Linked DNA regions of Homo sapiens: region 1 is linked to region 2. A link is a contact called in ENCODE Hi-C or POLR2A ChIA-PET data. All regions are on one chromosome and are shown on one strand. Each heading gives the region's core, a stretch centred on a gene start or an enhancer-like site at or near the end of the contact. The rest is flanking DNA. Distances are from core to core; before and after follow the strand shown. Region 1 has its middle 43 kb from the start of CFAP54. Region 2 overlaps LINC02452 (long intergenic non-protein coding RNA 2452).

Region 1 (4,687 bases), core at 527-3,026, 280 kb after region 2:
ATAATCTTCCTCCTGAAATTATTACAAAATAATACAAACTTAAACAGGAATGCAAGATTTAAGAATCACTACCGCATAATAAAACAGCACAAGAGGCCGGGCGCAGTGGCTTACGCCTGTAATCCCAGCACTTTGGGAGGCTGAGGTGGGTGGATCACCTGAGGTCAGGAGTTCGAGACCAGCCTGGCCAACATGGTGAAACCCCGTCGGCACTAAAAATATAAAAATTAGCCGGGCATGGTGGCAGGCGGCTATAATCCCAGCTATTCGGGAGGCTGAGGCAGGAGAATCACTTGAACCTGGGAGGCGGAGGTTGCAGCGAGCCGAGATCGACAAACACTCCAGCCTGGGCAACAAGAGAGAAATTCCATCTCAAAAAAAAAAAAAAAAAAAAAAAAAATCAAGATGCGCTCCCTCTGTGAAGTGGTTAACGGCCAAATGAGAAATAGAGATAATAAATACTACAGTGATTGTGCAATTTCTTTGTACCCGAAGTAGTTGTGGAAGACCTAATGAAGAAGCAACTGAAACTGGACTTGAATTACAAACAAAAACAGAAATGGTGAGGACATTTAGGATGATAGCCCGGCCTAAGCCCAAGCTCCAAAAACTTGGAACACTATGTATGGACTCTTTTAAAAAAAACTTCGCCGGGTGCAGTGGCTCACACCTGCAATCCCAGCACTTTGGGAGGCCGAGGCAGGCGGATCACCTGAGCTCAGGAGTTCGAGACCAGCCTGGCCAACATGGGGAAAACCCATCTCTACTAAAAATACAAAAATTAGCTAGGTGTGGTGGGGCATGCCTGTTAATTCCAGCTACTTGGGAGGCTGAGGCAGGAGAATTGCTTGAATCCAGGAGGTGAAGGTTGCAGTGAGCTGAGATAGTGCCACTGTACTCCAGCCTGGGTGATAAGAGCAAAACTCTGTCTCAAAAAAAAATAGTGGGATAGTTTGAAATAAGTCTAGAAAGGTAGGTAGGCAATAGATAGTATAAGGCTTTCAAATTATTTGTAAAGAAACTAGAATTTTATACTAAATCAAGGAGAAGTCATTAAAATTTTTAAATAGAATGGTCATATGCCCTATTAAGAATATTTGGGGCTGGACATGGCATGGTGGCTTACGCCTGTAATCTCAGCACTTTGGGAGTCCAAGGTGGGCAGATCGCTTGAGTCCAGGAGTTTCAGACCAGCCTGGGCAACATGGTGAAACCCTGTCTCTACAAAAAAAATACAAAAAAAAAAAAAAAAATAGCCGGGTGTGGTGGTGCACACCTTTAGTCCCAGCTACTCGGGACGCTGAGTTGGGTGGACTGCCTGAGCTCAGGAAATTGAAGCTGCAGCGAGTGGAGATTGTACCACTGTACTCCAGCCTGGGCGACAGAGCCATACCCTGTCTCTAAAAGGAAAGAAAGAAAAAAGGAATATTTGGGATACAGATTCTAACAAAATGTCTTTAAAACACTCCTACCTACCACTTGACTAAATCAGAAGACATTTTTCCCATGGAAATGTCTGTGGTGAGCAGACCAAAGCCTGAAGGAACTAATTTCCCTGGAGACAGATCTTGTGTATTTCTGGAGCTTGATAGATTACCAGGGAGCTGTTTATAAATAATAGATTTTCATTCTAGGCTCTCTATATCTTACGCAGCATAAGCAGTTGAAATTCTAGTTAGCTAAGGGATTCTTAAAGGGAAAGCTCTGAAGTCTGAAGCTAGATTAGGTCAGTAGAAAACCATGAATCACTAGCCACTGAATGGAAGGTGGAGCCTTTATCAGCAGCATCTCAGAATCAAACCCCAGCACCATAACATCACATCCTCTTCGTTCTGCTATCAGTCAGATGCAACAGGAAACTGACGAAGGTACTAGGCAGTTTCCTTTCTGCTCTGACCTGACTAGTTTCCTCTGCAGCTTGCTCCAAGCTTATTGTAAAGGAAAATAATGAAATGCCAGTCAATTTCCTCCAGTTGGATTAAGCCTAGGACAAGGAAGGAAAAACAAATTTCTAAGATTAGTCAGTTTCCCCTTGCAACTATGAAGTTGGTTCAGGGCCTCCGGCTGACCCTTCTCTCAGTATTTCCCTCTCAGAGCTCAGCTTTACATCATAGGCAAGATAAAGACTTGGCAAAGTGAACAACACATATTGTGTAATTCTTATAGGAAATCTTGGGTTCATTCATGGGAAAACCATCTATACAGAAGATTGTGTTTGATAAGCATTGAAGTCTCCTTTGACGTCTAGCAAATTCATTAATTCAAGAGAGTAAAAAACAAAAACAAACCAAAAAACCTACTGATAATAGTAATTGGTATACCCAAGCAGCCAGGTTATTTTGCTCCTTTCTCAGTATGACTAACAAGGAGCTGTTTCCATGGAGAACATTTATACAAAATTAACAAGGGAATCAAGTTAGTTTAGTGAAAGAGACAGGGTTGGACTACTTCGAAGAAGTAGTTATGTCTGTGGTAACCTGGATTTTGCTGGGTATTAGAGATGCTATGGCCTGCTGAAAAATATAACTAAGAGTCTGGCATCTGAGGAATCTGACTGGCTTACTTTGTAAAAGTAATTAAACTTAACAGTGGAAGTTGCCACTTAAAATATCTTCTCAGTGAACTTAGTAATGTGGAGTAACAATACTGTATTGAAATCCACATTGAATGAGAGTTACTAATTTAGCAGATGGATGATTCTTCTTTATCACCTTCTACTTCCTGTTTCTTCTAATTTACTTACTTTTAATTTTCCCTAGTAAATTTCTGTATCTTCTGTACTTCATAGCTGTTATTAAAATAATATTCCATCAATCTTCCTTTCATACATTTGTGTGATTTTTATTTTTATGTATTTTTTTTTGAGACAGTGTCTCACTGTGTTGCCCAGGCTGGAGTGCAGTGGCGTGATCTCAGCTCACTGCAACCGCTGCCTCCCGGGTTCAAGCAATTCTCCTGCCTCAGCCTCCTGAGTAGCTGGGATTAGAGGCACGTACCACTATGCCCGGCTAATTTTTGTATTTTTAGTAGAGAAGGGGTTTCACCATGTTGACCAGGCTAATCTTGAATGCCTGGCCTCAAATGATCCTCCCACCTCGGCCTCCCAAAGTGCTAGGATTACAGGTATGGGCCACCGCGTCCGGCCTATTTTTAATATTTATACTGTAGAAACTCCTCTAGCTAAGCCATACATTGTAATTGCTGAAATTAATAGTGTAATAAAAAACAAGAAAACAAGTGTATGGAGCTTTAGAATACGAAGAGTTGATAAACAGACTGTGAGAATAAATAGGCAAGAATTCAAGGTTTCACTTTAATGGCATTTGGAGCAGCCACTGTAATAGACATCTGACAAGTAACAGATGTGTGGGGGCTGTGACATTCTCCTTTTTTTTTTTTTTTTTTTTTTTTTGGTTAAGGACTAATTATCTATTACTTTACAGACTTGCTAATATACTGTGGAGCTCCTAAAACAGCTTGGTTGATCAACCAGCAGTAGCATTATTAAACTAACAAACAAAAGAACTTGTACATGGATAAAGGTCTAATAATCTTTATTAAGGGATCTGTAGCCCTTTTTGTAACATTTACAAGAAGAATTTACCTTGTATTTTCAAAGATATATCACATATCTGAGGAAGTTAAAATAGCCCCCCCCCCTTTTTTTTTTACTTAATTAGCCTGAATCAGTAAAATGGTTTCCATGATCATCACTCCTCAACACAATTATGTCCCATTTTAATAGTGGGTTCTGGGTGAATTTGCCTTGATCAAATTTGAGGACAAAAATAGGGCATAAGATTAATTATTATTTTTATTTTTGAGATGGAGTCCTGCTCTGTCACCCAGGCTGGAGTGCAATGGTGCAATCTTGGCTCACTGCAGCCTCTGCCCCCCGGGTTCAAGCGATTCTCCTGCCTCAGCCTCCTGAGTAGCTGGGACTACAGGTGCCTGCCACCACGCCCTGCTAATTTTTGTAGTTTTAGTAGAGACGGGTTTTTGCCATGTTGGCCAGGCTGGTCTCAAACTCCCGACCTCAAGTGATCTGCCCACCTTGGCCTCCCAAAGTGCTGGGATTACAGGCATGAGCCACTGCTCCTGGCCAAGATTAATTTAATGTAGGCAAAATTTCAGCTGATCTTATATATCCAGTCAATTCAAAATATTTACCTTTTCAGAGTAAGCTATGAATATTTTATAACATATACTTTAATAGGCCTATAAAAATTATGAAAATGTCTTGGGTTTGCTTTGCTCCTACCTCCCCTGCCCTGTTCCTTATGTGTTGACGCCAAGGGTGCTCCTTAATAAACATCCTGCAAGCTATAAACTCTGTCTCAGTGCCTGCTTCCCAATGAATTCAGTCTACTACAGTGACTCTGTTTAAAAGCAGCAGTGACCACCTGGACTGTGAGTCACAGGAAAAGGATGGAGAATCGCATGTCATATGAGGAGTGACTGAAACGAGAGTGAGAAATAGGAGAGAAAAGTATAATACAATGATTAAATACATAGACTCAACTCCTAGCTTGACTATCCACTTACTGGGAGATCAAGGAAAGTGTTTTTTGTTTTGTTTTGTTTTTTTTGAGTCAGAGTCTCGCTCTGTCACCCAGGCTGGAGTGCAGTGGCGCGATCTCGGCTCACTGCAAGCTCTGCCTCCCAGGTTCAAGCCATTCTCCTGCCT
Region 2 (4,804 bases), core at 1,310-3,809:
GGGCACAGGGACCTGGGCAAGCACCAAGGAGAGAAAGGAAACATTGGGGTTGAAGGAAAGCATTGGTTCATACAATACAAGGAGGTTAAAATATTTTTCTCCCACAGATCTCATTTCTGAGAGGCTGATTTTAAGTTGGTTGTCTCACTTGCGTGGAAACACTCTTTCTATCTACGTGGCTTTTGGCCCGTCTATTGACATCCATATTTAGAACATCAGTTGGGTACCCAAGGATGAGCATGAGTGGGGCAGAGGCGGGTGGCTCCCATCAAATACAGCCCAGGGGGTCAAGAAGCAGGGAGCTCTGGGAGCACAGATACCTCATGGGTCCCCTAGGACCCACAGGGAGGAAGGAGTCTGGAACATTTTGTCCTGCCTGCAAATATCCTCACACAACACAAGAACCACAGGCAGCCACCATGGTTGCAGTGGGTGTGAGGAGCTGGAGTTCCTAAACAAGATGGGGCAGGAGCATGACCTCTTTGGTCTTAGTCAGGACCCTGGATTGAGGATAATGTGACCTGGGAAAACCAGGACCCCACTAGGGTGGAATCAAAATGCTGTTTCTGCTTCTTGTGCTCTTGAGGGTAGTTGGAAATGGATTGTTTCAGGGCTCCATCTAGCAACTGCCCAGTTTCTGAGTCTAAGCTCCAACACGAAGTGTTGACATTGAGTAGGAAGGTCCTTCTGTTTATGGAATACTGTGGTTTATGTAATTCCTATGTTTAAGCTTTTTCTCTAGGTAGTAAAATGATTGATCCCCTCAAAATAGAATCATCTGGGGTTGTTTTTAGATGAAATAAAGCATCTAGACAGACCCTGATTTTTGTTCAAATTGGCTGAATTGGCTGAACTGGGTTAAGTGGAAAATACTAGGTCAACCACAAGCCCACTATGAGTCTTGAGAAATGGACTTAGCTTCTGTCTGGATCCTGTATTACCCTGCCTGAAACATATGCTCTAAGGCAGCTGTGAAAGGGAACTGTTTTGATTTATGTGAGACCCTGAGCGAAGGATTTCAGTTCTCTGAGTGTCCACGCCATTGATGGTACATGCAAACTACACACACTACACACAAACACACACCACATTCACACACACTACACACACACACACACACACCACATTCACACACACTACACACACACACCGCATTCACACACACCACACACACACACCACATTCACACACACACCACATTCACACACACTACACACACACACACCACATTCACACACACTACACACACACCACATTCACACACACTACACACACCGCATTCACACACACTACACACACACACCACATTCACACACACTACACACACACACCACATTCACACACACTACACACACACAGCACATCCACACACACTACACACATGCACCGCATTCACACACACTAAACACACACACACCACATTCACACACACACACACCACATTCACACACACTACACACACACACACACACCACATTCACACAAACTTGTTGGAGTCAGTCAAGCCCCACAGCCCTAAAAGGCACTTCACAAAAGGGTGAATGAGAAGAGAAAGCAAACCTGAGATTCTGTGGGGCAATTGACACCAATCCCCCGTCCCAAACATCCCCATTTAAATGTGATTAATTTGCAATTCTGAAAGATGTCATTTGTGTCAATCCAGGAACGCATTCATTTTGGGGTGAGCGGAAATGTCCCCAATTTCTGGTGGTAGCGGATACATCTGAAAAATGGAATCGAATCAATTTTGCTCCCGAGAGGGACAGGTGGAGGACTCCTATTTCCTGCCAATTCAGTTGGAAACAATGAGGAGAGAGGAAAAAAAATGGAGCCCTCCCTTCTCTTTCTGGCCTTAGACATGAACTCCTGATAAGATCCTGGAAAACAGGCAGCGTTTTTAACAGCCGGTTGCCCTCTTCAGCTGAGAAAACAGCACGAGCCAAAACTAGGAACCGGGGCCACCTCTATTGTGAATGTGGCCAGGCTGACTTATTGTCGCCAAACAGCAAATCATGAAATGACTGAGATAAGGAATATAATCACATTTTCACATGAACCTTACATTCTTACCTCTTCTATAGGAAAGGATATCCCTGCAGGAAGGAGGAAGGTGGGGCCTGCCCATGTTCTGCAGCAGGGCTGGGACTGCATTGTCCAGGCTTTTGTAGGGACACAGGAAGAGGGTACGGAAGTTTCTACAGGAAAACAGAGAAAAGTTCAAACATAAACAGCATCCAAAAAAATTTACCAACAGCAAACTAGATTTCCTCTTTGGGCCTCCCATGCTTCCATGCACCCCTGGACTGGCAGATTTTAATCTTGGATTCTGTTCACCTTGGTAACCTCCAGCGCGTGTGATTATGCTGTTTCCCTACTTATTAAGTTAAAAGGATGTGTTTTCTATGGCAATGGAGACAAAAACAATCTCTTTCCAGAGACTGTATCCTGGCCTGGCCGGAGACTGTTCTGTCTTTTCCATTTGTCATTTCTGGGGAGGGCATGAGCTTTCCTGAAGTTCCGTGTGTGATAGGGCGGCTCCCTTTCAGGAGCATTTGAACAAAAGCTGAAAGTGGCTACATCATTGCTTCCCACGAGGCAGGGGTTTGGTTCGGCTCCCTGGTTTCAGCCAGAGATGAGCTTTGAGAAACTCAACCATAAGGGACACAAGAAATGTATCCTCACTCCACCCCCAAGTAACTAGTGAGGGCTGGAGTTGTCCCTTTCCACCCCGCTTGCCGTCTGTCCTCCCACCCCCCAGGGCTCAGAAGAAGCTGCCACAGGAATCTCGGCTGCCCACCCTGAGGCCGCACAGCTCTGGTTTTAGGGTTATGAAAACCACGGCTCTAACAGGGAGAATTCCATCACTAAATCTGAAAGAAGAGGGCCTAGATGAAACCAGGGAGCAGCTTTGGGGACTCACGCCACCTTATGCCTCGGCCTTGTGTTTTAAACCAAGTCGTTCCTTTCTGCCTCTGGTTACATAGATAGGTGACAAAAAAAAAATTATAGAAAAATGTTATCAGATTCCCTGGTTTTGGGAAGAGGGGCGTGAGGGAAAAGGCCTTCTCAAGGGCAAACTTTGAAATGTAAGAAGTTTCTCTCCACTCTTCTTCCTGACTGAAAGGCTTCACATTGGCTAGGGATCACAGAAGTCACTTCCACACTCGCTGTAATGGGGACTGCCAGGCACTAAAAGGAGCATCCGTCACCTCTCAGATGGGGCCAATCACACATTTCAGGAGCAAACAGTTACAGTTAGTAGACAGATTTCCTAGACACTTGCCCTTATGGGAAATTAAAGTACCCCCTACCCCCCTCAAAATAGCTCATAAGTCTAAGGATCTTCCCCAGCCCATCAGAGGATGGAGTTCTGAGTGGACTGTGCTAGATTTTTAGGGGATATCTTTTTCTGAATTGCTTTTTCCAGAACGAATGACTTCCATTATGTTCAGCCAGGGACCAATTTTTCACTTAAGTATGTAAAGCAAAATATGACTTTTTCCCTGGATATGTTACAACAGAAAGCTTTCCTGACAGCTGCCAGGCAGGTGATTAAAGCGTATTATATAAAAGCCCAGGTACAAGTAAGAGGGTGACCTTGAGTTCTCAAACCAGTGTAAAATGCTATTTAAGATGGATTCAGAGAGCTCTGCTGTGTGTAAGGAATGCCTGCATTTTCAGAAAACAGCAGATGAAGACTCATTCATGCAACACACACGTATTGAACAGCTGTTGCCCTCCAGCCCTACATTCATTCATTCATTCATTCATTAATGCATTCATTCATTCATGTGTTCATTCATTTATAGAAGGTGCCAGGCACTGAGTTACATTTGAAGAACAATCAGGGGTGATTTTCAACACATGTAACAGGAAGGCTTTCACCCTAACTCACCAGTTTTGTTTTTCAGGGTTTCAGGAGGACTTTGGAGATATTGCTGGGCCTGTGCTGGAGGCCCTTTGCTCCTGTGTCAGGTGTTAACCCTTGAGTCACTTGGTGCATTTTGATATTTTAGTAACCACTACAGCTTGCCAGCTGGCTCAGTCCTGAATACAGTAATATACAAGTCCTTGATCTCTGGAAGCCAGCATTTTAGAGTCTGCTACATTTCCAGAAAAATAAGCCTGAGTCCCAAGCTGACCTGAGCCCAAAGTCCTGCATGGGCTTCAGGAGGTTCTCAACTCCCATGAAAAGGAGGCAGCAAGGGCCCTTCTAATCCAAGGCTGAGCATCAGATGGAGCTTGAGCGAGCCAGGGAGTCCTGCTAAGGATGATGAACCAGGAGAGGGACTCCCCTGGCTCTCCAAGCTCTGTTTCTCACAGGACCCAGTAGGGCTGTGGCCTCCACCTGTGGAATCAGGCCTGCCACACTCCAAGACCAGCAGGCCTCTGAGCAGGGGGTCTCTAAAATAGCCCAGCAGATGACTCAGTTCCAAGCTTCCACTTTGATGGTAGGGCTTCTCACCTGTTGCTTTTCTTACAGCCAGCTCTCTTCATACATTTAGGTTACCTGCCTGGCCCCTATGGACATGTGATTCCTCAGCTACCCTCTTCCTAAACACAGGTTTCATTTAGAGTCAAAGTTAGAAGCATATTAACCTAGGCCTGAGCCTGTCTTAACTTATTTTACCCGTAATGAGGGTGAACAGTCATCATTATTGCTCTGATAAAACATGTACAGGAAGTCTAGAAGTATGCAAGGGGCTCACCTCTCTGGTGAATTGTCAGCAAGTATCAGGTTAAAGGAAAACAGTGAGAAGAGAAAGCAATAATGGGCAAATTTAAAGTAACTATTGGAGAAAGC

The links. A loop is a pair of places that touch in the nucleus more often than their neighbours do. ChIA-PET counts read pairs that join two places held with the same protein, here RNA polymerase II (POLR2A). Pooled maps may share reads with other maps.
Region 1: a loop to region 2 is called in a pooled map, with 3 times the contacts of the local background. The contact joins two enhancer-like sites. A Hi-C loop is called at or near these places in 11 of 50 pooled maps. POLR2A ChIA-PET finds 5 or more read pairs at or near these places in 4 of 52 experiments (GM12878, activated CD4-positive, alpha-beta T cell, activated CD4-positive, alpha-beta memory T cell and 1 more).

What each region holds. Positions count from the first base shown.
Region 1 is chr12:96,444,120-96,448,806 of GRCh38, forward strand. No RefSeq gene overlaps it. Among named protein-coding and RNA genes, the nearest start is that of CFAP54, 43 kb to the right of the region's middle. Within about 2 kb of position 1,777, at least 13 of the 41 ENCODE cell types and tissues checked have a DNase peak (open chromatin) inside an H3K27ac peak, as active enhancers do.
Region 2 is chr12:96,163,237-96,168,040 of GRCh38, forward strand. LINC02452 (long intergenic non-protein coding RNA 2452) reads right to left here. Exons shown (of 3, transcript XR_945239.3): 2 at 2,071-2,195; 3 at 1-12. Among named protein-coding and RNA genes, the nearest start is that of LINC02452, 6.8 kb to the right of the region's middle. RefSeq lists a silencer at 3,055-3,349. Within about 2 kb of position 2,560, at least 4 of the 41 ENCODE cell types and tissues checked have a DNase peak (open chromatin) inside an H3K27ac peak, as active enhancers do.